Linked DNA regions of Homo sapiens: all the other regions are linked to region 6. Evidence: chromatin loops called from intact Hi-C (ENCODE). Cell type or tissue: GM12878. All regions are shown on one strand.

Evidence for each region. A loop is a pair of places that touch in the nucleus more often than their neighbours do. Peaks named below come from ENCODE experiments on the same cell type or tissue, not always from the same donor. Only the 100,000 strongest peaks of a DNase experiment are listed, where the experiment ranks them.
Region 1: a loop joins it to region 6, with 3 times the contacts of the local background. A loop is called at or near these places in 3 of 110 quality-filtered maps.
Region 2: a loop joins it to region 6, with 8 times the contacts of the local background. A loop is called at or near these places in 49 of 110 quality-filtered maps.
Region 3: a loop joins it to region 6, with 11 times the contacts of the local background. A loop is called at or near these places in 93 of 110 quality-filtered maps.
Region 4: it touches region 6 in a loop (2.9-fold over the local background); 2 of 110 quality-filtered maps call a loop at or near these places.
Region 5: it touches region 6 in a loop (6-fold over the local background); 18 of 110 quality-filtered maps call a loop at or near these places.

Annotation. Positions count from the first base shown.
Region 1 is chr7:43,052,988-43,057,987 of GRCh38, forward strand. No RefSeq gene overlaps it. Among named protein-coding and RNA genes, the nearest start is that of HECW1, 57 kb to the right of the region's middle. In GM12878, no CTCF peak of the experiment used is centred here; DNase peaks (open chromatin) are centred at 1,164 and 1,924; H3K27ac peaks cover 1,267 bases.
Region 2 is chr7:43,106,471-43,111,470 of GRCh38, forward strand. No RefSeq gene overlaps it. Among named protein-coding and RNA genes, the nearest start is that of HECW1, 3.7 kb to the right of the region's middle. RefSeq lists an enhancer at 1,417-1,931. In GM12878, a CTCF peak has its summit at 2,125; DNase peaks (open chromatin) are centred at 2,111 and 4,618.
Region 3 is chr7:43,259,420-43,264,419 of GRCh38, forward strand. The region is part of intron 3 of HECW1 (HECT, C2 and WW domain containing E3 ubiquitin protein ligase 1); the gene reads left to right. Among named protein-coding and RNA genes, the nearest start is that of MIR3943, 110 kb to the left of the region's middle. In GM12878, a CTCF peak has its summit at 2,038 (motif pointing left); a DNase peak (open chromatin) is centred at 1,942.
Region 4 is chr7:43,068,772-43,073,771 of GRCh38, forward strand. It overlaps LOC107986790 (a long non-coding RNA gene), which reads right to left. Exons shown (of 3, transcript XR_001745189.2): 2 at 3,083-3,217; 3 at 30-1,983. Among named protein-coding and RNA genes, the nearest start is that of HECW1, 41 kb to the right of the region's middle. RefSeq lists a silencer at 4,559-4,853. In GM12878, a CTCF peak has its summit at 3,099; no DNase peak of the experiment used is centred here; H3K27ac peaks cover 983 bases.
Region 5 is chr7:43,438,009-43,443,008 of GRCh38, forward strand. It overlaps HECW1 (HECT, C2 and WW domain containing E3 ubiquitin protein ligase 1), which reads left to right. Exons shown (of 30, transcript NM_015052.5): 9 at 1-137; 10 at 4,521-4,621. Among named protein-coding and RNA genes, the nearest start is that of LUARIS, 82 kb to the right of the region's middle. In GM12878, a CTCF peak has its summit at 1,975 (motif pointing left); a DNase peak (open chromatin) is centred at 1,963.
Region 6 is chr7:42,939,039-42,944,038 of GRCh38, forward strand. No RefSeq gene overlaps it. Among named protein-coding and RNA genes, the nearest start is that of MRPL32, 9.2 kb to the left of the region's middle. In GM12878, a CTCF peak has its summit at 2,402 (motif pointing right); a DNase peak (open chromatin) is centred at 2,403; H3K27ac peaks cover 813 bases.

The DNA of each region.
Region 1 (5,000 bases), 110 kb after region 6:
CAACATGGTGAAACCCCATCTCTACTAAAAATACAAAAAATTAGCCAGGCATGATGGCACATGCCTGTAATCCCAGCTACTCAGGAGGCTGAGGCAGGAGCATCACTTGAACTCAGGAGGCAGAGGTTGCAGTGAGCCAAGATCGCACCATTGCATTCCAGCCTAGGCAACAAGAGGGAAACTCCATCTTAAAAAAAAAAAAAAAAAAATTAGCCAGGCTAATGGTGGTGCATGCCTGTGGTCCCAGATACTTGGGAGGCTGAGGTGGGAGAATCACTGGAGCCTGGGAAGTCGAGGCTGCAGTGAGCCCATGATTGCACCACTGCACTTCAGCCTGGGTGACAGATGAGGCCCTGTCTCAAAAAAAAAAAAAAAAGAAAAACTGGAAAAAAGTCAAAGAATGTGGGATTCAGCAGGGGGAATATATGTCTAATGAAATCTTTGGTTTAAAAAAATGTTCCAGCCAGGTGTGGTGGCTCATGCCTGTAATCTCAGCACTTTGGGAGGACGAGGTGGGTGGATCACCTGAGGTCAGGAGTTTGAGACCAGCCTGGCCAACATGGTGAAACTCCGTCTCTACTAAAAATACAAAATTAGCCGGGCATGGTAGCCCGCAACTGTAATCCCAGCTACTAGGGAGGCTGAGGCAGGAGAATCGCTTGAACCTGGGAGGCAGAAGTTGCAGTGAGCTGAGATTGTACCACTGCACTCCAGCCTGGGTGACAGAGTGAGACTCAGTCTCAAAAAATAAATAAATAATTTAAAATGTTCCCAATTCTAACTGGGAGACGAATACATTTTTTAGGCATTAGATTAAAAAGGATTTTAACTCACCGCTTCAGTGTCAATAGATGACGTATCAACATATATTACTAAAAAGAAGTAACAATGACTACCATTGCCTTAATCTTCCTTTTCATTTCTAGCATTATTATGTCCTAAATAGGTGGCTTGGAAACTACCCTTCATTTTCCAGAATAGCATAAAAACATCAAACGTACGTTACCACCAATACAGTGGGTGTCTTGGAAACCATGCAGGAGTCTTTAATCTCCTGGCCACAATTTTTTTTATTCTTTCTGGCAATTTTAGGGAGCTCACTAAGAGCCAAATGTTATCATAGTTTAGCCTAAGCAGAAAATAAAAGTCCCTTGAGAGCTTACCTTATGGTTTTTAATAAAGTGCTTTCTCACTTTCATACAAGCTAGACGAAGTTAATTAGTTTGGATATGAGAAGCTGTTCCCTGTCCTCTTTCCCCTCCAAGCACTAATTAATATTAATGAGTAAAAGGATAAAATTACTAAGTACTCCTATAATTGTACTCGTGGATCATTTCCATAGGATGATCCTGAAATCCAGATAAATAGGACTAAATGCAGACTATCAACCATGACAGAGTTGCCAGACCTTGCTATAGATTTCACTGAAAACCCTGATAAGAGGGCTCTCCCCACCTTTAGGAAAGGATTTAAGAGGATTATTTTCCAGGAACTGATTGATTTTCTAATAGTGATGTTCCCGCTTTCCCTTCCTCCTTATTGCTTTCTTTTTTTCTCCCTCTTTGGCAGGGAGAAGCAGCGAGATTTGAGATTCTGCCATGCAAATTATTTTAACTCTTTAGATGCAAAGCTTTCAGGCTTTTATCCCAATGCTTCATGAGACTAAGAAGACAAAAGAGAGCACCACATTTTTTTGTGAAGTGAAGCTCTTGAAGGAGGATGTCAACAATGTGGTAAAATGGAAAGCTGGTCTGCAGACTGAGAGATGATGTTAAGATTGGTAAAAAGCAAGGCCCAGGCTCCTTTGGCCGCTCCTGCAGGCAGCTGAAAGTCATCTTCTGCAAATGTCTCAAGCCCAGTTAGAGTTAAGGTGTTTTCAGCATATTAATTAGGCTGCCAGGCTTGAGACAAAGGAAACCCATGTCTCTAGGGAATTACATCACTCAGTTGTAACCACCTTCGCTCCCTGGTTCTGGTATCACTGGGACTGAAACCTGACCGAGAGATGTTTCATAAGGGTTAAACATTACTACTTTCCCACTGAATAGTAGAGTAAGGCATTTTGTGGAGATTCTGGGTCTGAAAAATGAGGAAAGACTGTAAGGAAATGAAAAGGTAGGCGTCTTTTAAAAGGCAATCTATTGTGTTAGAATAAAACCAATAGTCATTTGTAGCGAAATGTATATATACTCATGAAAGCTACACCTGTATGTATTAAGAAGCTTTAAAAACAGGAAGAAGGTCTATGCCATACATACTCAAAACGCTTTTTTTGTTTTTGGTTGGTTGGTTTTCTTTTTGTTATTGTTGTTTGAGATAGAGTCTTGCTCTGTCACCAGGCTGGAGTGCAATGGCGCAATCTCGGCTCACTGCAACCTCCACCTCCCGGGTTCAAGTGATTCTCCTGCCTCAGCCTCCCAAGTAGCTGGGACTACAGGCGCATGCCACCACACCCGGCTAATTTTTGTATTTTCAGTAGAGACAGGGTTTCACCATGTTTGCCAGGCTGGTCACGAACTCCTGAACTCAGGTGATCCACCCACCTTGGCCTCCCAAAGTGCTGGGATTACAGGCATGAGCCACCGCGCCCAGCCATACCCGAAAAGTTTTAAGCATCTTGGTTAACAAGATAAATAGGAGCTATATGGCTGACTGACAGAATCAGGGGAAAAAAATAACTCCCAATTATATTTACAAGTAATTAAAGATATGGCTAGAATGCATTCAAATGATGGAAAGTCTCCATAATATTTAAGCTCTGCCTGTTTCCCTCACAAATGTCTTCGTTACAGATTCTAGCCTCATTAAGAAAGCCACACAGAAATAAAGAGATTCTAAATAGGATAGTGGCAGAGCTTGGGAAGGGTTTGAGGGATAGTCTTAGGGTTATAAATAAAAACAATGGGCTGGGCGCGGTGGCTCATGCCTGTAATCCCAGCACTTTGGGAGGCCGGGGTGGGCAGATCGCTTGAGGCCAGGAGTTCAAGACCAGCCTGGCCAGCATGGCAAAACCCTGTCTCCACTATTAGGTTGGTGCAAAAGCAATTGCGTTTTTTTTGCCATTAAAGTAATGGCAAAAAAATGCAATTGCTTTTGCACCAACCTAATAAAAATACAAACATTAGCTGAGCATGGTGGTGCAAGCCTGTGTTCCCAGCTACTCAGGAGGCTGAGGCATGAGAATCACTTGATCCTGGGAGGTGGAGGTTGCAGTGAGCCCAGAACATGCCACTGCACTCCAGCCTGGGTGACAGAGTGAGACCCTGTTTAAAATAAATAAATAAATAAAAACAGTGGAGCAAGCCTTGAAAAACGCAGACCTGCTGTGTACCCCACAGCCATGCTCCAGATGCTTCCCCTGGTGGTTGCTGCTTCACTGCAGAAAACCTAGGATGGGAAGATGCTGGAGCTCTTCTGGTGAGATGATGTTGTGAACTGTCTTTGCTAGCAATTTACAAAGCCTGATACTTTGATAACTCCTTCTGTCCTTTGCTGCTTCCAGAAGGGTTTAGAACAGGTGGCCAGGGGAAGGGAGTTAATGCTTCATCCCATTTTTCTTTTTTATCCTCTTTATTGCTATTTGGACAAAGATGGACTATAGCTCACGAGTGCAGCCTAACCCCAAATGCTCTCGAAAGCAAAAAGGACTATGTAGAATGTGCACTTATTTATATTAAATGTTAATGATTCAAGCATTTCTTTACTGCAAAATGTTGTTTCTCTATGCCATGCTAAAATAATTCATAACTGTGCCCCCTAAGGTCAGGGTTAGCCAAATAAGTGACTGGCAATGAAGGATTAACTTCAGGGGCTCTAATTCTTTTCCTGTACTATTACCCTTCATTCCACAATTAAAGACAAAGTTTAAAAAACAATTATTTTCAAAAGAGAAAGAATATTACATTCACATTGAGTACATGACATAAAACTTCACTTTAAAAAATGAAAAGATGAAAAAGCCCTTCCTATGCCTTTATGCCTGTCTTTGTTCATGTGCCGGAATTCCATTCTTTCTTATTGGTTTCCTATTAAAATCTTACTCAAGGTTTTGACCGAACTAAACAAAATCTACATTCAGTAGATCCATTGGTTTTGCTCTTCAATCCATTACCATTTGGTTTTGCTGTTAGTATCCCTGGGTCAGAAGTTACCAGCAATGTTCTCCCCCAAAATCAGCACCTCGTTTTCAGGTCCCATCCAGCAGAAACTTGGCTACATTGAATTTCGGACAGCCTCTTATAAATTATAAAGTTCTATATTTCCTTGGCTTCTGCAATACCACTTTTCCCTGCTTTCTATTTGTCTTTTTTGTTGTTGTCTTGGCACAGGGCCTCACTCTGTCACCCAGGCTGGAGTGCATGGTGCAATCTTGGCTCACTGCAGCCTTGACCTACTGAGCTCAAGCAATCCTACCACCTTGGCCTCCCGAGTAGCTGGAACTACAAGCACACACAAACTTCATCCAGATAAATTTTTTTTTTTTGGTACAGATGGGGGTCTCATTATGTTGTGCAGGATGGTCCTGAATTCCTGCCTCAAGTGATCCTCCCACTTCGACTTCCCAAAGCTCTGTGGTAACAGGCATGAGCCATGCTACCTCACCTGTCCTACTTATATAAAAATCTCAACCCGAAGACTTACTTTTTTGTTTTTGTGTTTTGTTTTGAGACAGAGTCTCGCTCTTGTTGCCCAGGCTGGAGTGCAGTGGCTCGATCTTGGCTCCCTGCAACCTCCACCTCTTGGGTTCAAGCAATTCTCCTGCCTCAGCCACCCAAATAGCTGGGATTATAGGCACATGCCACCACGCCCGGCTAATTTTTGTATTTTTAGTAGAGATGAGGTTTCACCATTGTTGGCCAGGCTGGTCTCAAACTCCTGACCTCAGGTTATCCACCCGCCTCAGCCTCCCAAAGTGCTGGGCTTACAGGTGTGAGCCACCACACCTGGCCTAAGACTTAGGTGTTTAATAGAAGGAAGGAGTGTCAATGGAGTGCCCTCAG
Region 2 (5,000 bases), 170 kb after region 6:
TGCAAGTTCTGCCTCCTGGGTTCACGCTATTCTCCTGCCTCAGCCTCCCCAGTAGCTGGGACTACAGGCGCCTGCCACCATGCCCAGCTAATTTTTTGTATTTTTTAGTAGAGACGGGGTTTCACCGTGTTAGCCAGGATGGTCTTGATCTCCTGACCTCGTGATCTGCCCGCCTCAGCCTCCCAAAGTGCTGGGATTACAGGTGTGAGCCACTGCGCCCAGCCAACAATTTTTAAGGTAAAAATATTCATAAGTAGTTTTATAGATGAGGAAATTGAATTTAAATAAATTGCAGAAGAGTACAAAGAAGTAAATAATTGATCGAAGTTTCAAACCCAGGTGATTTGCCTTGTGTCTGTACTCTTATTATCACCCTCTATTGCTGTTCCTAAATGAAGGCTTCACCTTTCTAAAGGCATTTGTTTCTAATTTCTTTCTTTTTTTTGGTCTGGCTGTGTTTTAATGCCTAAACACACTTTGATTAGGTTAGTGAGAAACTTTCTGGCATATGATAAATTGTTGATAAGCATTCATAGTTCATACTTGTGTGTCACTTTTCTTAGTCTCGTGCTTTTTAATAAGTATTTTGATGGAAAGGTGGGTGAGGGCAAATTAGCCAGCTGCCATCCTCATCTGACACTTGTTATCAACATCTCTCTCTTTTTTGAATTTTTAATTTTAATTTTTGATCAACATATATTAATAATCTAAAAGTATTACAAATAATAATTTGTAAAATTTATACACTGTATATTTTGCTTCACAATATGTTTTTCATTTATTTATGTTTAATTAAAAAAAAATAGAGACAAGGTCTCATGATGTTGCCCAGGCTGGACTTGAACTCCTGGGCTCAAGTGATCCTTCTACCTCAGCCTCTCAAGTAGCTAGAACTACAGGTACATGCCACCACACATGGCTTTTGCTATATATTTAAATGACAAATCTCGTTGTTTCCGTTCCTGGCTTTAAAAATCTTTAGGGTTCTCCATTACTTGCCAAATGAATTCTAACAGCTGGAGCAGGGCATGTTTGGCCTATCACGTATGTCTCAAACCTTTGCTTCCAGTCTTCTCTCTGACACCACTCTCTTTGCTCCAGTCAAATTGAACTCTTCACCAAGTACATTCCCAAGTACATTCTGTTCTTTCTGTCTTCTGCTTTTTCATGTATGCTTTTCTTTCTTCTTCGGATGTCTTTTGGTCACCCAACAAACTTCTGTTCTTCATTCAAAGCTCTATTAATAGAGGCGTTTCTAGCCTCCCTAGCCATATTAGAGTGGTTGCTCCTCTCACACTGATAACATGTCCCTCTCTCAGCACCTGTATCATATTGTACTTACATGTTTAACTTGACCACAAGTTTAGTGTGATTGATATTTACACTGCCTATCATAAAGTAAAAGCTCATTAATAAATTTTTTAATTAATAAAATAAAAAATACGTGCAATAAATAGAAAGCATAGCTGGTGAAAGAAGGTAGAAAAAAGAAACAACAGGCATACAGATTGGAAAGCAAGAATAAAACATCCTCTATTCACAGACAACATAATTATCTACATTGAAAATTCCAAGAAATCTATACAAAAGCTACTAGAATGAATAAATGAGTTCAGCAAGGTCACAGGATACGTAAAAAATACACACACACACACACACACACACTAATTATTTTTTTTCTATTCTACCAGTGAATGAGTTTTTATGTTTTTTTATTTTCCATATTTTGTGGTGCCTTGACATCTTAGGGACTTTGCAGGCTTGGAAGAAACTGCCCCTCCCAGGGCTAGCTAATTCCTAGAGATGGCAAACAACTTGTCTGAGAGCCCACCATTCATATGTAAACCAACCAATCCAGAGTCCATGCCCACAACCACCTCCTTTGTCCAACTCACATAGCAAACCAATTTCCCTTGCCCTAAGTCTCCCCAGGGACAAGTACAGGACAACTAGAGACTACCTCTGTAGCCCACAGCCACTGAAATTATTGGAACTATCAAATCCTAGACTTGCTCAAACTGGCCTGCCCTGCCTGGCCATTCCGTACCACAGCATACAAAATAGAGGCTCTGAGCCATGCTCTCCCAGGCTTCTGCCTCCTGATTGACCCAGGAGCTCCCCCTGTGGCCCTGCGCGGTATGCCATGCCTCCTGTTTCTAGGGTTCTGTGAGTATAAACTTCTCCCTTCATGAGAAGCATTTCCATGTCTGTATGTCTGCATGTGCATACTTAATTAAAACAAATCCCAGGTACACTTTAATACAAAGTGAAATTCAAAATTAAAATCAATACCTTTTACAATAGTACCAAAAAAATGAAACTCTTAGAATCTACATGGAAACTCTTAGAATCTGTGTAGAATTTGCATACTGAAAACTTCAACTACTGATGAAATAAATCAAAGGAAACCTAAACAAATGCAGAGAAATGCTAAGTTTGTGGGTTGAAAGGTATTCAGAAATTGGAAGATTGTTAAAATGTCAGTTCTTCTGATATTCATCTATAAATTTAACACAACTGCAATCAAAATCCCAGTGGGAATTTTTTTGTAGATATTGACAACCATTTCTAAATTCATATAAAAAGGCAAAGAAATGAAAATAGCCAAAATAATGTTTAAAAAGGACAGAATTGGAGGGTTCACACTACCTGATTTTAAGGCAGTATACATCTACAAAATAGTGTACTATTTGTAAAACAATAGAAAGACAGATCAGAGGCACAAAACAGAGAATATAGAAAGAGACCCCTACAAATCTAACCAAGCGATTATTGAAAAGTTGCGAAAGCGATTCAATCAAGAAAGGATCTTTTCAATAAGTGGTGCTAGAAGAATTGGACATCCCATGTGCAAAAACAAGCCAACAAATAAAAAAGTCACCATCCATAGCTCACACCTAAAAAATAATAAGAATTCAAAATGAACCAAATACTTAAGTGTAAAATGTAAAATCTTGAAACTTATCAGCAAAACACAACTCTTTGTAACCTTGGTTAGTCAAAAGAGTTCTTAGATATACCAAAAGCATGATCTCTGAAAGAAAAAGTTGATACATTGAACTCCATCAACTTTAAAGACATTTACTCTGTGACAGAAACTACTAAGAGAATGAAAAGACAAGCCACACATGGGGAGGAAATATTCAGAAAACTTATCTGACAAAGACATTGTATCTAGAATACAGAAAGAACTCTCAAAAATGAACAATATAAAAGCAAACAACCCACTTAAAAATGAGCAAAAATTTTGAGCACTTTACTACAAATGATAGACGGATGGAAGAGAAGCACAAAAGTAGATGCTCACCATCATTAGTCATTAGGAAAGTCCAAATGACAATCTTGTATTATTGGCTACAATTTGCTCCTGTGCAGAGACTATGTGAGATAGCTTCAACAGCTCGGTCTTTTTCCTCCCCTAGTTATAGTGCGTTCACTTCCGACATTATGTTGAAGGCCTATCCCCAAAGATAAAGCCCCGGATTGGTTCAAGTTATCGTTTTCTCAGCATTGTAGGGACCATTTGTGAATGGTGCTCTGTTTGCTAATCTTTATCTGCATGTGGCCTGAGATGAGCAGGTGAGCAGGCATGTCACCCCCTCCCTGGGTCCTCCTGGGCCTCGAGTTACAAAAGGTGGAAGATTCGGTTGCATGGGCATTATGATAATACAGGTGTTTGTATATGCATCTCAAAACCTTCAACATTCACTTTACGCCATTATATAAGGTTAGTATTAGGAGGGACGCACTGGGACTGTGACTTATTATTTATAACAGTATTTTGAGTACATTAGAAACTTAATAAATATGACTACTAGGATGGCTTTAAGATTCATGCCATGTCTTTTCCTTTCTCCACCAAATACTCTTCTCTTTAAGGTTAGGGCAGCTGACATCTGTAAACTCCAGATTCAAGGTCTTCTGCTTGAAACAAGACTTAAGGAAATTACAGAACTAACATAGCCTTTTTGCTTTCTTCTGTAAAATAGGATCATGCTACCCAGACTACAGGGGGACTGTTAGGAATAACAAACAAAACAGGCCAGGCATGGTGGTTCACGTCTGTAATCCTAGCACTTTGGGGGGCTGAGGCAGGAGGATTGCTTGAGCTCAGGAGTTCAAGACCAGCCTGGGCAACTTGGCAAAACCCCATCTCCACTAAAAATACAAAAAACAAATTAGCCAGGCATGGTGGCACACACCTGTACTCCCAGGTACTCGGGAGGCTGAGGGGGGAGAGTTGCTTGAGCCTGGGAGGCGGAGGTTGCAGTGAATGGAGATTGCACCACTATACTCCACCCTGGGCATTGGAGTGAGACCCCTCACAAAAAATAAAAATAATAAAAATAAAAGGGGACAATACACAGGAGTCTGTATATGCTGCCATTGCACCTGACATGTAGAAGCTGCTCTACAAGGCTTCTTTATCTACTCAGGATGTGAAACTTTGTGTACTGCTATTTTAATATCTTTTGTCTTCAGTATAAAAAAAGCAACTCCTCAGGGGAGGATAAAGCACACCACAAGGATTGCTACATCAATAACCTCTATGAGAGATGTGGACTTGTCAAGTCATCTCCATGATGGATAGAACAGAGAGCAAACATCTCTGAGCCAAGTTGATGCTGATTCACTGAAAATAATGAGGTGAACATCCTGGCAATTAGTTGAGGTAAAAAAATTATCCTTTATTGTGGTTTGGTGACATTGTGCTAATTTAGAAACCATGGATGCTGGTTTATGTGAAAGTTTTTGTTTTCTTTCAAGTCTCTGGTTGGAAACATCACATGGTTGGTTGCTGTTGCTGTTTACTGCCACAGCCTGTTCAAGTCTATTCTCGGAGAGTTTTCTTCATATAGGAGTTGGTACTAATCCAAGTGTAAAATCCGGAGAAATGTGTGCACAGCTTTCTGTGTGGATTCTTAGCTAAGGTTTGAAAATGGTCTGCTTTGAGCTCATCTGACCAGAAGATCTGACTGCTGTCAGGCAAAGAAAAGGGT
Region 3 (5,000 bases), 320 kb after region 6:
GAGTTATAAAACATGGAAAGAAGCAAGATAATATGATAAATAAATAGAAAAAATACTATCAACAGAAGCAGGCCCACAGATGGATCAGATACTGGAACTAGCAGAGAAAGACTTTAAAACATCTACTGTAAATATATTCAAGGATGTTCAGAAAAAGATGGCCAGAATGAATAAATAGTTGGGGGATTACAACAGAGAAATGGGAGCCATAAAAAAGAAACAAATGAAATTCTAGAGTAAAAATAAACATCTGATGTAAATAATGGATTGAATAGGCTTAACAGCAGAACAGAAACTGAAAGAAAAGATTAGTGAACTTAAAGAATGGTTAATAGAAATTATTCAAACTAAAGCACAGGGAAAAAAAATATTTAAAAACACTTTACCCATCATCAATCAGTGACCTATTAAATGGCCTAAAATGTGAGTAGTTGCAATCCTAGAATAATGAGAGAGAGAATGGGCCAGAAAACATATTTAAAGAAATAACAGCTGAAATATATGGGATACAATGAGAAAATATCAATCTATAGATTCAAGAATCTCAGTGAATTCTAAGTAGTAGAGACACAAATAAAACCACACCCAGGCACATCATAGTCAAACTTCTGAAAACCAAAGATAAAGAAAATATAAAAGCAACCACAGGAAAAAATGATATGTTGCATATAGAGGAATAATGACAAAAAATTATGGCTGACTTCTTATCAGAACAATGAATGCCTAAAGGCAATGGAAAGGCATCCCCAGTTGAGAAAGAATTTGTGGAGGATGTATACACCATGCTCTGAGGACAGATAATAGAGGGTACAATCTGGTTAAGGGATCAAGACAGGCTTTCTGAAGAAAGAACTATCTGAACTAAGATCAGAAGCGTGAGATGTTAAGTAGGCACTGAGAAGGGAAGATGTTCCTGGTATATGCAAAGCCCCCATTGCAAAAGAAAACACTTCACGTGGAAAGACCGAAAAGTGGCAAGATAGGTGCAACACAGGGAGCAAGGAAAAGAGATGAGCCACACTAGCCATTATAGGACACAATATGGATTATTGTTTTCATTCTAAGAAAAATAAGATTTTCAAGTGTTTTAAGCTGTGCAGATCACTTCTGCTGTCATGAAGCAGCAAATTTGTGTTTGAAAAATTCTGGATAAAGTAGAGAGGCACCAGAGTAGCTGAGGAGATACCAGGAGGCCATAGGAGTGGCTCAGGTGAGAAATGATGGTGGCTTGGACTAGTTGATGGTATCTGTGAAGATGGAGAGAGGTGGACAGATGTAAGGTTGATTTAGTGATTTAGTAGATAGAAGTCATAGGACTTAGTCATTGCTTGGATGTGGGAGATGAGGGACACAGGGGTATCAAGACTGACTTGTAGGTTTCATCTAGTTGGGTGGATGAAGGTGCCATTTACTGATGAAGGAAACTGTGAAAAGGAGCAAGAATTATTTATTTTTATTCAACAAGCATTCACATAGTGCCTATTGTGTGCCAAGCACTATTCTAAGAAAGTTTGCAAACATTAACCTCTTTTACAAGAGTGAGAGGTTGGTACAATTTTTGCCCCAGTTTTACAGATGAGGAAATTAAGAAATTAATTAACTTGCCCAAAGCATTAATTGGTAAATGCTGAAGTAGGATTGGAACCCAGACAGTGTGGCTCCAGGGAACAAGTTCTTGGGCTCTGCACTAGGTTGCTTACAAGGAAGTATAATGAGGATGAGTCGCAGGAGACTGAGGCATTCAAGTGGCCATAGGGACCTGGAACTGATAAGAGAAGTTATGGCTAGTGATGAATATTTGAAAATTATTGGCATAGGAAAAGTAGTTTGTCTTGATGTAAAGAAATTGCCTTTTTTTCCCCTTAAACAGGAGCCTTATGTCTAGAGCTCCAGTTCTGTTGCTGTGCTGTGAGTAGCATCCCAAGCATGTTCTTTGAAGAGGGCAGAACCTTTTTCCTGAGGAGTATGACTTCCATGTCTTCCTCGTCGGATTTGTTCTCTTCTATTTGCTCTTTCTCACATGTTTGCTGCCCCCTAGTGGCCCTTGGAAGCTCTGCCCCAAGTGCAAGGCAGTTTAAACCCTTGGGGGTTAAATGCAGCTGGTGCAGAGTGACCTGGCTGCCCCTGGTACAGGACCGGGCAGCTCTGAACTCCAGGAACATGTGGCACGGACTCCACCCCAATTACATGGTACCTTCAGTTAAACACACGGGATAAGCACACCAGCAGGGGACAAACTGGAAAGCGTTTTGTTCTGTGACAGTGATGTTATTTACCAAGTGGCTACTGACAAAGCGAAAATTCAGATTTCAGTGGTTGCTGAATTTTGGCCATATCAATCATATCTTTATTGTGACAGTAAGGGGCCCATCAATGAGTGCTTCTGTCTCATAACAAAAGAGTAACTGGCAGGTTTTTGCTTTGTTTTGTTTTTTATTTTTTATTTTTTATTTTTTTTAATTTTTCAGTGTTACTTATTTCTTGCTTAACCAAATTAGTCAGTAAAAAATTACAAACCTGGTCCAGTGCAGTGGTTTATGCCTGTAATCCCAGCTCTGTGTGAAGCCAAGGCAGGAGAATCACTTGAGACCAGGAGTTCAAGACCAGCCTGGACAGTATGGTGAAACCCCGTCTCTACTAAAAACACAAAAATTAGCCAAGCATGGTGGAACACACCTGTAATCCCAGCTACTTGGGAGGCTGAGGCATGAGAATTGCTTGAACCCAGGAGATGGAGGTTGCAGTGAGCTGAGATTGCGCCACTACACTCCACCCTGGGTGACAGAATGAGACACTGTCTCAAAAAATATATATATATGTATGTGTGCGTGTGTGTGTGTGTGTGTATAACCTAAAGAAATCAATAAATATTGAGGCTACAAGAAAAAAGAAAACAATGGCTATAATTCATTGAATGATATCTGTATATCAGCCACTTTATAGATTTCATCTAATTTAACATTCACAGCAGCTTACAAGGTATTGATGATATTATTTCACATATGATGAAACTGAGGCTGCAGGGATAAGTCCTGGGCTTTCCCAGGACCCTATAGCTATGGAGGCAGAGATGAGATTCAGACCCAGTCTTCATGATTTTAAAACTATGTTCTTTCCCTGGTGTTATGATGCCTTCAAATGAATCTATAATTACTTACTTAGCAGTTACCTCACAAAAACTAAGCTATGAAAAGTAGTTTTCTCCTCCAAAGAGTCTTCAATGCAGTAATGAGGTTAACATGCATTCCTAGGGGGAAACAAACTATTAAAAATAATAACTTTACCATTTAAAATGCCATTTCCTCCTTTGCTTCCTCTGAATAGCTACTATAAATAGACCGGAGATGTTCTATAAGTAAAGTATACAGCCCTGGGCCACTATCCTTGTCCATTTGCACTTCCACCTTCTCCCTACTTCCCAGTCCCCAGGCCCTCCTGCCATTCAATCACATCCTCAGACTCTTACATGACACATATATGGCTTGATCTGAGTACAAGGAGGTCGCTTCCACCCATTTATGAACAGTCACATCACATGTCTGTTGAAAACAGAAGGCTACACATTTGTATGTAATAGTTATATTTAAAAGAATTGATATCAAAATGACAAGAGTGGTTATGATGGCTAGCAGGATTTTGCATAATTTCTTCTTATCTGCATTTTCCGCAATTACTTACCTGTGCGATGAAAAGAATACAGTTCAATTTCCACATTCTAAAGAGAGAAAAATTGTTATTTTTCTCAGAGAGGAAACAGGAATTTTATTGAAGCATCTAAAAGCTTCAAAACTTCAAAGATTTTTGCCTCTTAAGGACATAGAGATGGGGGTTTTCATTAACTTATTAAACACAAAAGAATTAAAGAAAATTACAAATATTCCTGTCAGCATAGCACTGCAGAACAAGCCATGGAATTGCTAAAATAATCTGAGCTCTGTTTGTTGTTGTTGTTGTTGTTTGAGATGGAGTCTCACTCTGTCACTCAGGCTGGAGTGCAATGGTGCCATCTTGGCTCACTACAACCTCCGCCTCCCAGTTTCAAGCAATTCTCATGCCTCAGCCTCCCGAGTAGCTGGGACTACAGGCGTGTGCCACTATGGCCGGCTAATTTTTATATTTTCAGTAGAGACAGGGTTTCACCATATTGGCCAGGCTGGTCTTGAACTCCTGACCTTGTGATCCGCCCGCCTCAGCCTCCCAAAGTGCTGGGATTACAGGCATAAGCCACTGCTCCTGGCCCTGAGCTCTGTTAATAGGAAGGAAAACATAAGGAGAAATACTAGGAAACAGAGAAGAAGGGAGGGAGGAAGGTGGGAAGGAGACAAAAGGAAGGGAGGGAGGGAGAGAGAGGGGACCAAAGAAAGAGAAAGAAGAAGAGGCTGCAGGATTTGTTGTATTCTTTCTAGCATTATTATTGTTTTTATTTAAGTTCATGTTTCTCCACTCCTTACCTCTTAATTTTATTATTTACCATTCACAAATCACAAAGTAATGATAAAAATGCACAAATCTCTAATTTTTAAAAATTTTACTTGACAAATAATAACTGTGGGATTATCCCAACAAATATATATTTGCGGGATGAAATGTTATGTTTTTATATACGTTTATATTGTGGAATGATTCAGACAAGCTAATTAATATATCCATCCTTACATAGTTATTTTTTGTGGTGAGAACATTTAAAATCTACTGTTTTTGCAGTTTTGAAATATGCAACACCTTATTATTAACTACAGTCACCATACTTCGCAATAGATCTCTAAAACTTATTCTAACTGACGGAAACATTATACCTTTTGACCAACATCTCCCCATCCCTCCCCCTTCCCCCAGCCTCTGGTAACTACCATTCTACTCTCTGCTTCTGTGAATTTGACTTTTTTAGATTCCACATATAAGTGAGATCATGCAGCATATGTCTTTCTGTGCCTGGCTATGTTGCTTAACATATAACCTGAACATCCTCCACGTTCATCCAGGTTATTGCAAATAACGGA
Region 4 (5,000 bases), 130 kb after region 6:
ACCAAGGCAACAAAATAATGAACCCAGAAACAAACAAATACATAGAAGGAGACTTGATATGTGACAGTGGTGCAATTGCCCATCAGTGGGAGGAGGATAGATTTGTCAATAAATGGTGCAGGGGTAATTGGCTTATCCACATGGAAAAAAATGCAATTGAATTTCTCTCTCATACCATACAGAAAATTTAATGGATTAGTGACTTAAAAGGTATATAAAAGTCATACTTAAACACTTGGTGGAAAATATAGGACACTATCTTTCTGACTTTAAGAAATTTTTTCTTAAATAAGACCCAAAAGCCACCAACATAAAAGTTAAGAAACTAAAATTAAGACTTACTGTTCTCCAAAAGACACCATAGTGAAAACAAAAAGATAAGCCATCATCTGAGAGAACTTACAACAAAGACTAATATCCAGAAATATAAAAATTCTTATGATTTAATCATAAAAGACAATCCACTGGGAAAAGGAGTAAAACATGAACAGGCATTCTATAGAAAACAAAACAAAAATGACTGGTAGATGATAGGTAGATAGTTGGATGGATGGATAGATAGATAGATAGAGTGATAGGGAAGTATGCTTAGTGGATGCTTAGTAGTCATGGAAATTCAAAACGAGAACATAATTTTGTTAAATGGGTAAATACATAAGAACTCTAACAATACCAAGTGTCAGAATGCAAAAGAAGAAAATGCACGCTGTCTATGGGAGCGTCAACTTGGCATTACTTGAAAAAGTTAAATACTTGAGTTTCCTGTGATCCAGAAATCTCATTCTCAAGTATATTTTCATGAATATGTGTTCCAGAAGTCATATATACAAATATACTCATAGTAGCATTATTTGGTATTTCAAAATATTGGAAAAAACCTGATATTGATTGATGAGAGAATGAATTATTATTTAATGTAGAATATTTATTTAGTATGCAAAATACTCATTTCACTAGTGTATAATAAATTGTAGCTAAATGGAACAAAATGGATGAATCTTAGAAGTAATTATTCAGTTTAAAATGGTAAATAAATAAAATCAAATTACAGAGAACTAAATAAAGTATTGTGCCTTTTTCTAAGACTCAAGCACAAGTAAAGGGGAACAACATAATGTTTAAAGATCTACGCATACATAAAAGCTATGGATTTCTGTGCTATGGCTACCTCTGGTGCGGCAGGTGGTGGGGTTGTAAGACTCAGGTAACTCCAGTGAGACTAGGAAGATCTGAGTTCACAATTTGAGTGCTAGATTCACAGGTATTAATTTTGTTATTATGCTTATTACTTAAGAAAATATTACACAGATTCAACTATTATATGATAAAAGCAAGGCCATAAATAAGAAGATTTATTCTTTCTCAAAAGGGTGCTGGACTTTAAAAAATATTTACTAATTTTTGGTTCTACAATATCTTGAAAAAATATTAAATGCTTGGAAATTTAAATTTGCATTGCATGAAGATTTTCTTGTGTAAGCAGTCAATAATGTTACCTCTGAAGCTGTCAGTTGCACACCAGGGTGGGTATGAATTTATAGAAGTGGCTTCCTTTTGAAATTGTATTACAGTGTGCTCTGAAAGCTTCAGAGGCTACAGGGAGAAGGTGCCTTCTTTTTGATAGAGTATTAAATTTTCTGTGTTAAAACTATGGAAAACAATCTTCTTCTACATTCTCTTTTTGAAATTATTGATGCTTTGGGAACATAATTACCATTTCCCTTGTACATCCCATTTCTTAAAATAAAATCTTTTACAATAAAGATTTACCTGTTAGCCCAAATCTGTCAAAACCTAGTGTAATATTCTTTTTACATTCCCATAGTAAATACCAGCATACAAATTCATTTGAGTGTCATGATTATTCCACGGATCAATGAGTGTAACAGATTGTGTGAAGTTGGTATAAACTGCATTACCATTGAGGGTTTCTTTTTTAACATCTTCCACTTGGACAACGAAAGAAAAAAATAGCTCCATTATCTGAAATAAAATATAACATAGAATATAATTAAGATGATTATTAATGCTTTTTATTTACATATGTTTGACTTTCAAGCCATCTGGCATCCCAGCTCTCTGCTTTATTTTTCTTTTGCCCATATTTCCTTCCTTACTTATTGTTAACGTAGCTTTATCTTATCTATTGGTATTTGTGAATTTCCTTAAGTCTGTTTTAAGATTTCAGGGGTAAATGAATAAAATAACTGATAAAATAGGCATTGTTAACAGAAAAACCAGCTCTGTAAAATATTTTAAAGAGGTTTATTCTGAGCCAATATGAGTGACCATGGCGGGGGAACACAGTCTCAAGAGGTCCTGAGAAAGTGGGTTTTACTTTTTCACTTTTTTCAGTTGCACACCAGGGTGGGTATGAATTTATAAAAGTGGCTTCCTTTTGAAATTGTATCACAGTGTGCTCTGAAAGCTGCAGAGGGCTACAGGGAGAAGGTGCCTTGTTTGTGATAGAGTATTAAACTTTCTATGCTAAAACTATGGAAAGCAATCTTCCCCTGCATTCTCTTTTTGAAATTATTGATGCTTTGGGAACATAATTACCATTTCCCTTGCACATCCCATTTCTTAAAATAAGATGTTTTTACAATAAAGATTTAAAATATTGAGGGAGCTGGGTTGCAGTTGAGTATTATACCTTTCGGGGAGGCAAGAGTTACAGGCAAAGACATCAATATTTTGCAGGTCTGTTCAGCTAAAGACAGGGTCCTTGTCCGTCCCCGGGCCATGAAAATTTAGGCTCAAAGACGGTTTGAAGGGTGGGTAAGACAAAGTTTTATTCGGTGAAAAGTGGGGAGAAAAAGGGGGAAACAGGGATCCTCAACAAGTCAGAGTCCCTGCTAGAGTGCTTGCCGCCAGCGGCTTGAATTCCAGGTTCCACACAGAAGAGGAGGAGCTGGCTCCTCCCTGCTGCAAAGGATGTGAACTATTGTGGCTCCATCCCAGTGTGCAGGCCAGCTGGAGTTTCTCTGGGGACCCCCTCCCACCTGGCTGTCTCATTCCCCGCTCTAGAGAGGTACATCTAACTGCCATTAGAATAAGGATAAGGAAGAAGAGCGATCTTAACTGCCTCCTGCTGACAGGGGGCGCTGTTTTGGGGGAAGCCGCAGTCAGAGCTCCCTCAGAGGCCTATTTAAGGGTTCCCAGCAGAAAGGGTCGTCATCAGAGGCTCCTGTTGCATGACTGACTGTAGTTTGATGGCCTGAAGGCAAGAATAGACAAACCAGCTTATTAGAAAACATGTATCAAAACAAAACAAGGAGAGGGGTAAGAACAGCTCAAAAATTCCAAGGCCTTTTACCAGTTTGCACAAGGCCAAAAGCCCAACTGGTTAAGAAAAAACTTTACGCTTTTGCCAGCATGTCAGTCTTCTGGGTTCCCTTCCCCTGAGCCCATTCCTAAGCCAGCCAGGTTAAGGTTTGGGAAATTAATTCTTTCCAGTTTGGAGGATGTTTCTGAGGGGAGTGTCCCATAGTATGAAGACACAATTACCTATCAGTGAAGAGGACAGAGGAGGAGAAAGGAAAAAAAGAAGGTGTTTTTTTTTTTTAAAAGGAGTCCTAGAGGTTCAGGATGCATTCAAAAGGGGTACAGACTGAAGGCGAATGGCTACCCATCTAGAAAGAGGGGGGCAGGCATCCCTGGTTCCCTTCTCTTCCTAGAAGATACCCAAGGTATTGTGGGACAATCAAAGATGGGAGAGACCGAACAGAGTGAGTCCAGGAAAGGTCTTTATTAAAAGGTGATCACCTGGCTCAGTAGGACTAGCGTCCAGGAAAGTCTGAGCCCCGGACAAAGAAAACAGCCACTTTTTAAGCAGCCAGTGGCCGGGAACTATGTGATGCAGGAAGTGTACTTACAGAAGTGAGAGCAAAGGCAGTTGATCAGTCTTTTACATTTATTTATATTACATGTTTCACATCTTTGGGAAACCATTAACTGTATAAACCATTTCTGTGTCAACCTTGTAACTTTGCAGCTGTGCTAGGGAGGTGAAGCAGGAACTCGCTGAGCCTCAAGGAATGTGAAACTAGCAAGTACAGATAAGGCTCGCTGAGCACAAAAGGAAAAACAGGCAGTTAGTATTTTTCTCTAACTTACACTACGGGGTGGGGCTACACTACAGTTAGCTTTGGAAGGAAAAAGTAAACATTTTTGGTTGTCTTTGATTATACTTGTAAAATTCATAAATTCCTTCTTCAGAGGTACATGAGGGAGAGAGGGAAAAGCATCCTCTTTCCTCTTCCATCTTTGCATCCCCAAGTCCCAGCAACCTTGGCAGGTGCCACCTTGGGTGGAAGAGCGGCTTGCACCCATGAAGCAGGGGGCCTAGTGGGTGAGAATCATCCGCTCTTATCCACATATGCCCTATCTCCCCTGCTGCCAGCAGCCTTGGATTCCCTAGACCTCATTTATGCCACGGATATTAATGTGGTCTTTATCCATGAAACAGGAAGCCTGGGGTTGGCTTAATCGGCAGGAATCAGCCACGCTTACCTGTGTTGTGCCTTTTAATTTCTGTTATTGTCTGCCTCTGGATCCCTCAGATCCAGTTTTCTTTCCTAGGGCTTTGACCCGATGCTTGGAATTGAGTTTGGGACAAAAATGTGTCTCAGCGGGGGTTGCATGGACTTCTTATCATAAGCCGAATGCAAAAGTGAAGCTGTGGAACTGAGTCCTCCTCCAACAAGAGAGAAAAGGATGTCTTGTGACACACCCAGATAACTGGTAGCTATATTTATGCTTGACAGAATTTGGGTGCATGGTGCTTGGCTTTTGTTAGCTCCCTTGGTCTTACTTTCCCAAAAGGAAACCTCCGAGTGATGGGCATCCTATTTATTCCATTACCTGGCAGGATTTGTAGGATAATTGCTCAGAACTAGAATATTGATCTGAATTTCTACATTACCTATCCCCTTTGTTCTTTCTGAGCTGCAGCCAGGGATTGCTGGTTGGTTCATAGGAGCAAGCAGGGTTAGTCTAAA
Region 5 (5,000 bases), 500 kb after region 6:
AGTTTTGTGTCCTTGCCCACTGACGTGCTGGAAATTGAGGTGAAGGACAAGTTTGCCAAGAGCCGCCCCATCATCAAGCGCTTCTTGGGAAAGCTGTCGATGCCCGTTCAAAGACTCCTGGAGAGACACGCCATAGGGTAAACCTGTGACTGAGATCTTACTATCACTAGGTTCCCACCAACAGGTCGTGCCCAAAGGTGGCCTGTAGGCTGCAATAGTATAGTCTCACAGAGAGTCAAAATGGTATCATTATATTTCCTTTGTTTTTCCTACTAATTATGTTGCCTGAGCCAACATAAGTGTTTGTTATATTAAACAAACCCATCCCTTTTCACTTGATGTGTAACACTGGTTACTTACCCAAGAGAGTAAAAAATCCTATTAAAAATATTAAACAGTATTAAAAGAAGCCCTCAATGGGGCATTTTTCTGTACAGGTAGAAACTAAAGTTTGTTTTACTATGAAGAATATTATTTCATTCATATGCCAGTCTGGTATGTAAGATTTAATCATATGTGACATTTCCATAACAAGATGGAATACTGGGTAACTACTGTAGAGTTTCTTACTTAGAAGACACTAGTATCTGCAGATGCTAGATAACATGGATAAGAATTTGAAAGCATGATTCTCATGGAATGACAGCAATTAAGATGCTCACAGAATTCAATTGTATATGAGAATGGGTTTCTGTTTTGTCTCTTTTACATTCATGTCCACTCATGGTTCTCATTAAAGTGGACTATGACCAGATAACAGCCCTATGTATAATATGTATTTCTTTAGGTAACAGGGACTACATTTGAAAACACTAAATAAAGCTTTCTATTGATAAACATATACTTATATACAATGTAACCCTTACAAAGATAGCAAAAGAATGAGAAAAAAATATGCAGAATTTCCAAGTGTCTTAATTTAAAGTTCTTTGGATTATCAGAAGGACTTTGGAATCACGGATAATTATCATAAAGACATTTATTATTAATTGGAACCTTATGGTGTGTAGGCAGCAGGGTGCACAGAGACCTGCCACTAACTCTCCAGCCAAAGGGAGCTGAGTTTATGGAGCTGCAGTCACGTGTCACATGCAGTGTTTGCACTTGCCATTCATGGTTGTGAGGATTAAACAGACAAAAAGTGTACATAAAGAACCTAGCACGGCCACTGGCACGTAGTAGGAACACAAAAGAAAATGGTATTCCTTGTGATCTTTTTTATTTCATTTAGTCCTCATAATGCTTCTGTGACAGCATTATCACCATTCCTGCACGAGGAAACAAGGCTTCAAAAGGATCAATAATTATGTAAACCCAAGGCTTGTGGGTGGCAGAGATCCGGCCGGAATTCAGACTCACACCTGTGTCTCTCCAAAGTCCGAGGGCCATCCCCACACAACAGGCTTCTCTCAGGGTTCCTAGGACTGATTCTGTAGTTTATTGTGGGCCATGCTTTTCATTTCTCTCCTTCTCTGCCCTACTGGCTGCTCTCACAGCTGTTAGCACCTCTGCCAGGGGGTGGGCTGGAGAACAAAAACAGGGGCTGTGTGGGATTCTTTCTACCCCAGCACCCAGTGCACTGCCGCCCAGCATGCATTAGATAGATACCAGTTCGTACGTAAGGAACAGAACTTCTCTCTCCAGCTCGCTGCAGCCGCAGAGCCCCTCTGCCCTCCCATGCTGAGTTCTCTCCTAAGTCCAAGCTGCCGGCTCCTATCTTCTTAGCACTGTCCCGCCCTCCAAGCCTCCCACTGTGGAAAGGCACATCCCCAGCTGAAAGCAAGTACCTGAGGTGGAAAAGGGTGTCCCCGACCAAAAGAAGGTTAGCTATGATTTTCCCAGTGTTCTTGCCACCCAGGGAAATGGAGAGCACAGATCGAGTGTGATTGAGCTTACACCTCTCCAAGAGGCAACAACAGCAAGCCATGGAGGCGTTTTTCCTCCCACCCTCTTTGATGGGATGATAGACTGCCCCCTGGTGGCGGCGCAGAGCAGCTCCTCCTCCAAAGCCTTCTGCTTCCACAGCCCCTGGGGGCCACTTCTGCAGTGCTGCCTCCTCCGGAGGTGTCCCACCGTGGTTAGGAGCAGAGTGTTGGGGTGATGGCCATGGAAGCAGTGGCCATGCAGCCTGAGCCATGGCAGAACCCCAGAGTGCACCCACAACAAAAGTGAATCCACTTTGCACCGCAGCTTCCCTCTGCCCTCAGCACATGCTCTCCCCATAAAGCCCCCTGCATCCGTGGTTTCTGAAACGTTTGGCTCCACCTGTACTGGCTGCCTCCCTGCCCTGAGATATTTGCACCTTTCCCCCCTGGGCACACATGCACTCTCATTTCCAATCCTCCTTCGATTCCTTGGCCTGTAAAATCCCAGGCTTCTGTTGGCTGTCTGCCTGTAACTCTAACCATCTCACCTTCGCATTGAAGTGTCACTGGCTGTCTTGAACCATTATTTAGTGGTCCTACCTTATGCCCCCAGCTGGACATAAGCTATTTAAAGGCAGGGGCGATGTATGACATGCTTTGTATCAACTGCAGCACCTTTCACATGGCAGGGGCTCAAAAAATATTTGTTAAGTGGGTGAAAAGCAAAAAAAAGAAAAGCCCTGAAAGTAAATGCAAAGCATAATAAATGTAATTTTTGTGCCACTGTCTGATTGTCTTTAGGCCTCCCCTGATTTCAATTAAGTTTTGGGTTCGGGATGTCTTTGTTATGGTCATAATAGACCTACTTCATAATATTGACCAAAGGCTCTTTCTAAACAGACAAAATACTGAAGCTCATCCTATTTTTTTCTGCACATAATGCTTTACTTAATGGACTTCTGAGGAACTCCAAACACTAAATCATGGCTTATCAAAGAACAATTTTTAAGTCGGGGCTTGTTGGGATATAGGTTGTCTCATAATGCCAGTGTTTTCTAGAAAGAAACATTAAAACACTATCAGCCAGTGATTTATCTTTTTATTTTCATGTCACAAACTAATAAATGGAATAAATACAGAGTCATCTGAGTAACAACTGGTTTGGGGCTATGTGTTTGTTATTACTGGGTACCCTGGGTTTGTTAACTCCTGAATATCCAAAGGTGGTCACTCTTCCTATTTAGGCCCAGGTAAGGGGCAATTTACTCTGCTGAAGCTGCATTGTTAATGAAAATATAATAGCAAAGTTTCAGGTTGATTGCCTCTAGAAAGTTTTCTTTTTATAATTAAGAAATTGCTTTGAGGGGGTGGAGGGGATGGCATGAAAATCCAGGGTGGAGACTTGGGGTCCCTACATGTGGAGCCCTGCAATTGGTGTTAAGTGGAACTCACAAGCCAAAGAATTCAGCCCACGAGTCTTGCTCTGCTCCATCCTGGAGCAGGTGCCATTCTGTAGCGCCCACAGACTCTCCAGTAACCATGACAGCATCCTTTCTTAGACATTACATATATACCACAAGATATGCATCTGCTGGCACTGTCCATCGTTGAGGACATATTTGGAAAATGGCAATCTGCACAGGAAAAGCAGGCCAAGGACATCCGTGTCTTTTTTTATTCTCTCTCTCTCTCTGTTTTAGAACACAGGTTGGCAAACTTTTTTGTACAGGGCCAGGTAGTAAATATTTTAGGCTTTGCAAGGCCCACAGTCCCTGTCTAAATTACTCAACTCTACCAATATAGCATGAAAGTTGCCACAGATAATACGTAAGCTAACAAGCATGGCCGTGCTCCAATAAAACTTTATTTATGGACACTGAAATTTGAATTTCATATAATTTTCACATGCTACAAAATGTTACTCTTCTTTTATTTCTTTTTCCAACAATTTAAAATGTAAAAAGCTCACAACCACACAAAAACAGGTGGTGGGCCACATTTAGCCCACAGGCTGTAATTTGCCTACCCTACCCCTGCTTTAGAATACAGACAGTCCGTTCAACTTAACCATTTTTTGCTTTACAATGAATTCAGCAGAAACCATACATCGAATTTTGAATTTTGAATTTTGATCTTTTCCTTGGCTAGCGATACACAACACGATACTTTCGTGAAGCTGGCAGCAGCAGCAAGCCATAGCTCCCAGTCAGCCATGTGATCACAGGGTAAACAAGTGATACTGTACTCTACAGTAGACTGTATTCAATAAATTACATGAGATATCCAATACTTTATTATAAAATAGTTTTGTTTTTGTGTTACATGATTTTGCATACTTGTAGGCTAATGTAAGTGTTCCAAGCACTTTTAAGGTAGTCTAGGCTAAGCTATGATGTTTGGCAGGCTAAATGTATTAAATGCATTTTTGAATTGCCAGTATTTTCAACTTTTGATGAGTTTATTGGGTCATAATCCATGGTAGTTCAAGGGGCATCTGTATTCGATAAGGACTTCCTTACAGTTTTGTATTGCTGTTGAGCACATCAGGACTTCCCTGGGCTTGCCTGCCTCACCCACTGGTATAGAAAGCACACTGCATGGTCATTAGGAAGAGAGGTATTGACCAGAACTGTGATGGTGCTTATTTCCTTCTAGGGATAGGGTGGTCAGCTACACACTTGGCCGCAGGCTTCCAACAGATCATGTGAGTGGACAGCTGCAATTCCGATTTGAGATCACTTCCTCCATCCACCCAGGTATTTTCAGCATGAACTTCATGTCTTGTCCTAGGCTAGTGTCATAAGTGTGGTTCCTTTTTCTAAAATACAATAACTATGGTTCTCTCCAGATGTATCCTAGGTTTTGTGGTTATCTTCTCCATTTGAGGTCCAGAAGCCAGTGATCTATTCTGGAAGCCAGGTTGCTGTCCCCCTGATAGAGAAGCTCCTCTTCATTCTAGTGACCCAAAGGTACAGAGTAGACAGTGGACTGAAGGTTAACAATGAGGCCAACATGGATAGGGAGTTCTGTCTTATTTATCATCCTACCCCCAGCACCCACATAGGTGTTTAATCATCACATACATGAATGAATGAATGAACGTGAAACATCTTTCTACCTAGTAACTAGATATAG
Region 6 (5,000 bases):
TTTCCCAAATAGCTGGGATTACAGGCACCGGCTACCATGCCCAGCTAATTTTTGTATTTTTAGTCCCGACCTCAGGTGATCTGCCCACCTTGGCCTTCCAAAGTGCCAGAATTACAGGCTGAACATTTTTTTCTTTGGAAAGAAAGAAGATTCACTTGCATGGATCAGTCTTCACAAAGTAAGACAGATAATCTAGAAGATGCATCACTATCTTGGTACTAAGGCCTGAAGTGTACTAAGGCCTGGGGCTTCATAATGAAAATTGTATAATGGCGCAATCTATGTTAACATTCCTAGAGGTAAAATCACCAATTTCATTGGGTATGGTATAGGCCAATGTTACGTTGAAGTGCAATTCAGTAAAAAATTTTTAAAACTTCCAAAGTGTTAGAATCCCAGCAAATAGCTCTTTCAAGGCTGGGCTTGATCTAAGCATTAAAAAGTTGAAATTCCAGAGGAATTGGTTATCTGCATATTATTTAGACAAACCTCTACAGATAATTATTTTTAACCCTGAGAAGTCATACAATGCTGTGTGTCAAAGATAGACTTGAGGTGGAATCAGTGGTTCATGAACACTGGGGATGAATATATTCAACTGCCTACTCAGTATCCTCAGTTGACTAATAGGTTGCAAAGTGTATCTCCAGGTAACAAATTGTCCTTTGATAGTACAGACTGAATGTATTCATGTATTGATCTGGCTGCTACAGATGTGAGAAAAAAACATTCTTATGTTGAAAGCTTAACCTCCAATGTGATGGTATTAGAAAGTGAGGCCTTTGAGTGGTAATTAGGGAATAAAGGTATACCCCTTATGAATAAGGCTGATGCTCTTATAAGAAGAGACGCAAGAGTGTTCTCTCTGCCCTCTGCCATGTGAGGCTCCAAGGAGAAGGCTGACTACAAATCAGGAAGCAGGTCTTCACCAGAACCAAATCTGCCAGCACCTTGATCTGGGACTTTCCACCTTCCAGAACTGTGAGAGATGAATCGTTGAAGAAACGCTGTTTGTTAATTTCTTAACAGGAGCTTGAGCTAAGACAGAGGCTCTATATGCAGGTAACCTAGTGAGAGTACGTGGGCAGAGTGACTGTTTTCTGTTTTCAATTCATGAATGGAGAAACTTATTATAAAATGCATCCCAAATTAGGCAATTATTAGATAGCAAAACCAGATATCTAGTCCATGTCAGAAAACCATGTCATAAAGGAGAGTACTTTCACTTTTACGAAGGGGTTGTCCCATCAAAGTTTTCTTTATAATACATTTTATCACTTCATGCCTCCAGTTTTTACTATGGCAGAAAATCATTATGAGTTGGAATTAAACCAATTATGTAACTGATTCAGGTTTTGAATTAGAAATTAATTCCCTTGTCCCTACTCATTCCCTACAACATGAAGATGTTGAGACATCTTACTAGGTTATTTTGGAAGGAGTCATTCTTGACTCTGACATCCCACCTTTTCTCCCTTTCACATCCAACCTGCGAGCAAATCCAAAAATCCCATTGATTCTACCCTCATTATATACTTAGAATCTGGCCATTTAACATGAAGATTTATGCATACATATTTTTTCTTGGGAAACCAAAAATAGTTTTGGTGCACTATGGATGACCCTAATGTAAATAAATTGTGATCTTTTAAAAATACGATTTTTTCATAATTTGTGTAGTGTGACTTTTAAGTTAAAAATTTATTATTTAAAGAGGTTCAATGAGTAGGGGCCTTTGTAACATTCATGATACGGGGATTGCCCTCCCACTCTCCTCAGATAACTGTTTTCTACACCTGCCTCCACCCTCCCATATGCAATTATGTTTCAGGGGCAGGATTTGCCCCTCAATATTTCTAAATCTGTGCTAAGGAATTCTGCTACGATTAGTGTTTTTCTGGCAAATACACAAACATAGATGCTCTGTCTTCAACTGCAATTTTTAGGGAGCAGTGTCATTCCATGGTCTAGATTAGTGAATAACATTTCCATCTTGCCTTTGAAACAGGATGGTGTCGCTTCCAGCTGCTGTCCTCTCGTTTTTTCCACAAAGGGCATCCAGAACAGCAACAGCTAAGGCAAATAGAGAGATATTCCCTGGTGCTCAGTGGAATGTCCCTGGGCTACTCTTTACCTTACTTCCAACCTTCGTGTTACCCTGCCCCTGTGTTCCTCTGCTGGCCCCGGTGACGGTCTGTGCACTCACCTCCTCCACGTTTGTGGAGTCGCTAGTAAGCATTAGGCATGCAATTTGGAGGTAGGACAGGAAGAAAGCTAGAGGGTTAACGAGTTCCAGTCTCTGGACCCTGGTGTTCAAGCTCAGAGCCAGCTTTACAGTTTCAGCCTTTAAACTCACATGAGGAACTGCTACAGTTTACTAGGCATCAGCAAGCCGCTCCACTAGGGGGCAGCAGGTGAATTGCACTGAAATTCTCAAATGAAATAATAAACCATCAGGTACAGCAATGCTGGGGACATTGTCTGTTTCTGCCAAAGCCATCAGCCTGTGGCTAGCAGACAGGATTACTGCAGGGGGAGAAAAGGCTGTCTGCAACGCTGAGTGAAAGCTAGAGGCTGCCAACAAAACTGAGCCTCCCTATCACTGTGTCCAGGGCTTCTCTCCCTCCGCCCTGGGTCAGTTTGCTCTCGCCAGTGTTCCCTCCTTGATCCTCTTCTTTTCCAACCCTACATCCTTGGGTACATGCAGCCAGCTTAATTCTAAAATCCTTTCCAAGAGCATCTTTCAGGATAAAAACTCTTTTCCAATATTCCCCAATATTACATTTCGGTAACTAAAAAGAACTACTGATTTTCTCATTGACATTCTTCTAATCAGTAGTTCTCAACCAGGGATGATCCCCTTCCCACCCCAGAGGACATTTGGCAATGCCTACAGACATTTTTGGTTGTCACGCTGGGGTAGGGGGGTGAGGGATGATGAGAGCTACTGCCTTCCAGTGGGTAGAAGCCAGGGACGATGCTCAATATTTTCCTCTATCAGACTCAATAACACTAACTTTTTTGAATAAAAAATGTGACATGAAAATATTTTAATTTTCTAGAAGTCTCAGTGAGCCATCTTATTTTCTTCCATAATTTAAATATGCAGTGATGACCCTCAGGTCTGTGTATCTAGGTCTCATTTTTCTATTAATCTCCAGACCCATGTTTCCAAATAATACGAGATTTCCATTAGAACGTCACATAAGTCTCAGTAGATCATAGCCTAACAACTTTTCCAAATCTCTCCCTGTAAATTTGCTTCTCTGATAGCCTAGCTTGGTTCGCTTATTCATTCAACAAATATGTCTAACATTTCTCCAACCATAGACTACCTCTGATTGACTAATGGACATTTCGGGGTTAGCATATTGAAAACGGAACTGCTGATCACCCCTATCCCTTACCCCACTAGCCAAACTTGTACCTCATCCAAACTTTCCCACCTTGACACAAATCAAATTGCTCCAGCAAAATCCTACTCATTCTTGATTTCTCCCTTCTCATCCCACATAAGCAACTCCTTTGACTCTACCCCCATAACATATCCTGAGTCCCAAGTGGCATTCAGTTTGGAATGACAGGAAGGGATGCCAGTGTAAGGAGAATGTGCTGGGAAGGGGCAAGAAGGGATCTAGGGAGACAGGCTAAGGGTCTCTGGAAGAAATCCAGGCTGAAGATGATGTAGCCCAAATCAGAATGGTGGCCAAGGACAGAAAGAACTAGAGGAAATAGAGATACATATTTCAGAAGTGGAATTGGTGAGGACTTGGTTGTAGAAATGCAGGAGAGGGGAAAACAGGATAATTCCCAGGTTTCTAGCTTGAGTAACAGAGAGGATGTGATTAGGGAGCCTGTGAGAGGTGAAGGCAGATTATGCAGGAAACTCAAGATACCCATTTTCGAGAAGCTACATTTGAAATACTTATTGGACATCGAAACTGAGATGGCAAGCAGGCTAATGGATATGTGAGTATGTAAATTTGGAAGCAGTCAGCAGATGGAGTGTATTTAAAGCCATTAAAATGAATGAGATTATCCACAGCAAGTACTTATGAAAGAAGAGAACCCGAAACTGAGCCCCGAGGAGAGGGGTAGCCTGTCGAGGAGGACATTAGACTGTCACGCCACAGATTCCAAGAGGGAGAGCATTTCAAGAAGAGGAAACCAGCCATCCTGTCAAATGCTGCTGGGAGGTGAAGATGAGGATAGGAAAGTACCCAATGATTGTGGCAATTGGAATTCATCTGCAAGATGACAAAAGTGATTTTATTTCAGTGTTGATGGCAGAAGACAGACTGGAGTGGGCTAAAGAGAAGATGTTTGCTGAGGTGGTAGAGGCCGTGTTCCTAGACAGTTCTTCCCAAAAGTTTTCTTCTGCTAGGGAGTAGAGAAATGAAGCAATAGCTAGAGGAAGATAGGGAATTAAGAGGCCACTGTGTGTATGAGTGTCTGTAAGTGTGTGCACTGCAAACTGAGAGATCAATATGTATTTATGCTGCTGGGAATTATCAAGTAGGAGAGGAGACTGTGGATGCAATGAAGCCAGGTTCAGGGGAGGTCTTTAATGCAGCTCCATCATGAGAGGATGGGCCTCAAGGCTTGCGCTTATTAGGAAGAAGAATGCATTCTCTATTGTTACACCTGAAAGTTGAACCAGGAGGAGGACCTAGGACAATACCCTAGAAGCCTGATTCATTTTCATGCTTTTCTGGAATATGTTGATATGGTTTGGATCTGTGTCCCCACCAAATCTCACATTGAAATGTAATCCCCATTGGTGGTGGTGGGGCCTGGTGGGAGGTGATTGGATCGGGGAACAGATTTCTCATGAATGGTTTAGCACCATCTTCTTGGTACTGTCCTCATGATAGTAAGTGAGTTCTCATGAAATTTGGTCACTTTAAAGTGTGTGGCACCTCCCTCCTCGCTCTCTTGCTCTTGCTTTAGCCATGGGATGTGCCTGCTCCTCCTTTGCCTTCCACTATGACTGGAAGCTT